2 separate regions of the Homo sapiens genome follow, and region 1 is linked to region 2. A link is an interaction called in ENCODE POLR2A ChIA-PET data of the cell type or tissue named here. Cell type or tissue: PC-9. All regions are shown on one strand. Links, peaks and the distances in the headings refer to the core of each region. The heading gives the core; the rest is flanking DNA.

The links. ChIA-PET counts read pairs that join two places held together with the same protein. Peaks named below come from ENCODE experiments on the same cell type or tissue, not always from the same donor. Only the 100,000 strongest peaks of a DNase experiment are listed, where the experiment ranks them.
Region 1: POLR2A ChIA-PET joins it to region 2 with 12 read pairs; 2 of 35 experiments call an interaction of 5 or more read pairs at or near these places.

Annotation. Positions count from the first base shown.
Region 1 is chr2:236,606,686-236,609,596 of GRCh38, reverse strand. It overlaps LOC105373947 (a long non-coding RNA gene), which reads right to left. Exons shown (of 4, transcript XR_924021.2): 2 at 2,858-2,911; 3 at 1,953-2,272; 4 at 240-473. Among named protein-coding and RNA genes, the nearest start is that of ACKR3, 38 kb to the right of the region's middle. In PC-9, for the core only: a CTCF peak has its summit at 1,671; DNase peaks (open chromatin) are centred at 728, 1,546 and 2,006; H3K27me3 peaks cover 566 bases.
Region 2 is chr2:236,659,662-236,662,572 of GRCh38, reverse strand. No RefSeq gene overlaps it. Among named protein-coding and RNA genes, the nearest start is that of ACKR3, 91 kb to the right of the region's middle. RefSeq lists an enhancer at 735-1,411. In PC-9, for the core only: no CTCF peak of the experiment used is centred there; a DNase peak (open chromatin) is centred at 1,362; H3K27ac peaks cover 1,773 bases.

The sequences.
Region 1 (2,911 bases), core at 280-2,779, 53 kb after region 2:
GCATGCTGCAGTGCCTGAAAAGATATGAAAAAGAACTGACAAGGACTCCCACCGACGGTGGCTGAAGGGACAAGGACTCTACTTATTGGAGGGGTGACAAAGCCATGTTGAGGAAGAGCATGGGGAGCAGAAGGCAGATTGCCAACATCCTTGGAGATGCCACTTGTCACAGCGTTATTGACTCATTAACCATTGCCTGCATTATTATTTCAATGAATCAACAAATTCAACTAAATGACATGGAGATATAATCTTTTATTATTCATCCATATATCAAAATAAAATTAATAGGGAGTATTTGGATGATTTTACATGAGAACACTTAATCAGAAGGTAGGCCTCCTGAGCCACGAACGTTAACAAGCACAAATGCAGATACTGGTGACTTGACTGGGTCTTCCATATGAGCTGGCTCAATGCTTTTACACCGTGGCTAGAGCAGTGCCTCAGGGTTCTTCAACTTTTGTCTGCGTCTAATTGCACCCAAAGAAAAGATTACGTATCTCAAAAATCTTGTAGCTCCATTGAGCTGATACAGTCTACCCTATTGACGGACAAGGAAACTGAGGCTCCCCTCCACGGGATCTGCTCCCTTAAAATTGAGCCCAGCCCAGGATCCAGCCTGGAATCCTCTGTAAAATTTCAGGCAGCCACCACAGTTTTGAAATTCCATTCATTTCTGTAATTTCTATTAGCCAGATCATTTTATGCTTGACCTTAGCCATACTTCACAATCTTTTGACTGGGTCTTCCAGATGAGCTGGAAGGTCCTACCTGTTCAATGGTCTCACACCATTCTGGATGATTGGATGTTATATCACACACTATACATAAAACTATTACAACATGACAGAATCATGCATTGCAGACCTGACATTCTTCTAACAGGACTTGATAAGAAAGGGAGGTTTTTGCATCTTTTGAGATTATTCTAGAAAGGAAAATGTAAAACAAACCAGCCTACAGATATGGCGTAGCCCCTCCATGTGGGTTAGCTTCTCGGAGGCCTACAATTTCTGCTAGAAGACTTGGTAAATGATTGTAAGGACTAGCAACAGCGGTGACACCTATTCATGAAGCCTATGAGCTTTGAAAGAAATAGTTAAAGCCTGAGGTTTTTATCTCCTGTTTAGCTTGCAGAAATGTCAGGTCAGGTACCATGTGAGACAAACACACCAAGGAGCGTCTAGGACCAGCCCGCAGCCCTGGCATTCCAGGTCTCGCATCTGGTATTCATTAGACAGTAATGTTATTAAGCTTCTAGTCACATAGGAGAAAAAGAACCATGTTCAGAAATGTGAAGGTATTTGAATGTCAACAACCAGGCTCTACCTCTAGGGACAAAGTTTTCTTGAAAGAAATGTTATTGCAGCAACAAATCTGTTTTTCTGGTGATTTCACCTCATTTCCACCGTGTTGTCATCAAGGTTCACTTTCACAAATGAAGTGGCCTATGCTCCCATTCTTCACGTGGGAAAGGCACTTTGCTGCTCGCTGTAAAGCCTGTCTGTATCTCTCACTACCCCAGCCCCAGGAGGCTGGAGCACGCCGTTCAGCAGGTCAGGCAGGTCCATGGGCTTGGCTGAGGTCACACAGCCAAGAAGTGGCAGAGCTGAGTCCCCGCCCAGCACACCCCCCTGGGAGGCCCCCTCCACAATCCCTGAGCACCCCATCCCTGCTATGGACTGAATTGTGTCCTCCCAAGATTCACGTGTTAAAGCCCTAAACCCCAGTGTGAAGGTGTCTTAGAGATGGAGTAATTAGGGAAGTAATTAAGGTCAAATGAGGTCCTAAAGGTGGGGTCCTTGGAACTGGTGTCCCTAGAGGAAGAGGAAGGAACCACAAGTCCACCCTGCTCCACACACACACACACACACACACACAGAGCAGAAAGGCTATGTGAGGACACAGAGAGAAGGCAGCTGTCTACACACCCAGAAGAGAATACTCACCAGAAACCACATTTGCTAGCACCTTGGTCATGCACTTCCAGCCTCCAGAACCGTGAGAAAATGAATGCCTGTTGTTTAACCCTTGGTCTGTGGTTCTTTGTTATGGCAGCCCCAGCTGATAAGACAGCCCAAAGCCATGGAGTGTGAGGGGAGGATCTTAGAGGGACGAAGGAAGGGTCCTCTTTAGAAAAGGGCCCAGGAAGCCAGGGCCTGAGGCCACATTCCAAGAAAGTGAGCAGACAATGGGTCCAGGCCACGAGTCCCACAGGGCCAAGGGACAAGGTTGTGCTGACCGTGTTGTGGGGTGCGTGCTGCGGCGCCTAAAAAGACATGAATAAGTGAAGACGGAGCCCCAAGTGCTCCCTGAGAGGGACTCTAGGATATGTTTAGGGAGGTGCAGTCAAGGTCAAAAGAGCAGACCTCACTCTTGCCAGGAAGGGGACTGCTGCGGGTCTGGGCTTTACACGGGACACTGTGCTAAGCCTGGCCAGGCACCACCCCAGAAGCCCAGGGATGGTCAGAGGCCATCTCCGAAGGGTGCAGACACAAAAGCAGAGCGGTGCCCCTTGTGTCAGGAAAGCCAGTCTCAGAAAAGGTGCCCTTGGTGCCAGGGCTGTTGGTCCTCCTTCTCCAGCCAGCGCAGGAAGCAGGGTCCAAGAGGAGTGTCTCCGCTCCACTGGCAGGAGGCAGATGGGGACGCCATCCAATGTCCATGATCAGGCTGAGGACCAGTGGATCTGGGGTGAGGCTGGAAGGTCCTACTTGTCAGGGCAAAGCAGGTTCATGCATTTATCAAACTTCTCCTGAGAACCGACTACATCAGACACTGGTTAAACCTGTGGGAGATCCCAGAGAGCACATGTTCAAGAGCACAGTGGAAGCCCTTAGGGGGAATGGGGTCTCACCGAAAAGGAGCAAGCCAACCAGTAACTGTACTGTGAGCAGGCATGTGGCAGAGA
Region 2 (2,911 bases), core at 234-2,733:
CTCAGTTCAGATTGTGAAACCACTAAGAACACAAAACTACTTTTAAAAAAGGAGCTGGTGTTTTGAAAGTTCCCCATGAGTAATAAAAAGATGATGATGGTCAAGACAAAATTGCAAAAATGCCCAGTCCCCTTAAAATGAAAGCAGCAGGAAGAGCGGCAGCCCGGGGTGGAGGGAAGGGTTGGTGAAACTGAATTCCTGGAGGATTTCCCTCTTTGGCCAAGTGGGTTCATAGCAGAAGCTTAGCAAATGAACTTCACAAAATGTTCTTTCCACCCGAAAATGGTGGTCTCCTGTAATTTTAGCTGGTGAGAAGAGGGAGGAAATAAAGGAGCCAATGTTTAAATGAAATGAAATAGAATCGCTTAGAACCCTTCAGATCAATGGCTGGCTGGCTGAAGCAAAATCTTTTTTAAAAAAAATTGAGAGCCAGCCTTCTGACTCCTCATTGCTGGCTGAAATATGGCCAGAACTGTGAATTGGTTTAAAAGTTTAGGAGAAAGTCTGACCTGAGATTTCAAAGCATCCCATTTTAAATTGAAACTAATTCTTAAATCCACAGGAAGAAAGACCATGCCATCCACGTCCAATGCATTGTGAAATTTCATTCCCGGAGCCCAACATTGGATGTCAACTCAAGGAGATAATTCCTTCCCTTACTGGCTGCCTCTGAGGAAAACATCTGTTTGGCTTGATTTTCTTTTATATGTTCAGACCAGTGGCTAGGACTAACAGGATTGCTTCTAAACAAGCTCTTGCCCTGTTCTCTTTCCTCAAGCTTTTCTACCTGGACCTTCACTGTGAGGCCCACATGGGTGTGCGTGGGGACTGGGTGTGAACCAGCTTCCCCACTCACACCTCCTGAGGACTTTCTGTTGTCCCAGGAGCTCTTGTCTCTGTCTCAGTTCCAAATGCTGAGTAATTCTGAGCACACAAAAAGGACCCAGAGCAGAGAAACGTCCCTGGTCCCAGAACTCAACAAAACCAGAGTGTGAGTGAGAGAATCCCAGAGGCAAAGGCTAATGAGAAAGCAACCAAGCCCCCTGCAGTCCCTGGCCTACATTCCAAAGCCTTATTGTTTTCCAAAGCATTTCCTCCGAAGTGACCCATTTTACCCTCTGAGTCCCTAGTGATGGAGAAGGGCTGAGTAACTGCCTCCTCACTGTATTCCATTCTAGCCTAGGCAGCCATGTGCTGGACACTTAACCTCATGGGTGAGTGGGGTGGAAGAGCCCTGACTTATAGCACTTGCCGATTTTCATGGTGTCAGTACTCCCACTGTGGCCAATGTCAAACTACCAGTGTGAAGTCAACTAGCTCCCCCAATACCTGCAGATTTAACCACAGTTCTTGCAAGCAAGTGTGAGTCATCTCCAGCATTCCAGAGTCTAGGGCACCCTCCCCTGTGTAGCACCCACCCCCCTCTCAGAGCTCTGACATACCTTATTTACTCTTGTCTCATAAATGCCAAAGGGTTAAAAACATTTTTGGCTGGAGAACCAGACACTTTGGCTCTGTAAAAGGCAAAAGGGGAGTTTGAGTATATTTTAGTTTGCTTTTTTTTTCTTTAAATAAGAGAAAAGGTGACTGCAAAATAGTGCAGCAAACTCTAATGCACTCAACTGAGAGTTCTAAAAAATACACACTGTACCCTACATCAAACACTGCTAGATTCTGATCTCCCAGAAGAGGGAAAGGTGGTTTATTTTTCTTCAATTCTTCTCAACCAGAGAATGGCCTGCCTCATAAAATGAAGTTAATCTTTATTATACATCAGAATTGCTTTTACCCATTAATTTTTTATTGCAGCTGAATATTGATAATGTCTCCCAAAATAACTGATTCTACTTTACCTACTGTCATGAAATTATTTTATAATTTTAGATGTATCTTTAGTGACAGTAAGAACAAAAATAAGGTAGCTTTGTAGCTTGACTTGAAACATTAGGGTCACTGCTTCCTCAACATTTAAAAAATTACCACTTTTGATGAAATTACGGTCATAGGATTACAATGTGTGCTCTACTAGAATTCTCCAGAGCAAAAAGAAAAATTGAGCAAATGGGAAATTCAGGACTAACCATCAGGAAGAGAAATGGCTTAATATACATAAAAGAAACTCAATAATAACCTAGTCAGGCTAGGAAATGATCTTTAACATAACACATCAAATAACATAAACATCCAAATCAACCTGAAGCCCGTTCCTTCTCACTCGTGTTTCACCCTCATGCTTATGCCAGATCAAAAACAGCTGGAAAGAGTGGAGAAAAAAGGAAAAAAATGCCCATTCACCCCCCAAGAATTTCAAGGAGACAATGGGCATGGCTTTATCCTGATGGCTGATCAAACTGGGTCAATTTTTAATCCCTTCACTTAACCTAGGGCTCGGGGGTGGGGGGCAGAGAGGGGTGGGCAATGGGAGATAAGAATGACTTCAGAGCTGACTGCTGGACTCCCTCTCAAGCAAACTCACCAAGCGCTCTTAACTTGGAAGCAGCTCAGGTCATTCTGTAATTTGCTAGGCAGGTCTGCTATCATGCGTCATTTAATATAAAAGGCAACTCAAGAGCCAACACAGCAAGGTGGTGCCAAGACTCAGTCACCATTAATGTGCATATTAAAGGCCAGCAGACTGCATAGTTCAGTTACAGCACACAGTCATCAGTCATGTCTGCTGTAACCCAGAGACTCCCTGAGACAGCCCATAAAGCCATCTAACTCCGACGGTTTACAGAGGTTAACCTAAGAACAGTGATTACAGCCACAGAGTTGACACACGTAATTAGGTTAGAAAAGCTCTGTAAGTGAAACTGAAGACAGACTCTTATGGAAACAGATGTTTATCCCACTAATGCTGCTGGGTGTGTGCCGTGCAGTGTGTCTGTGCAAAGCTGGGGTGTGAGCATCC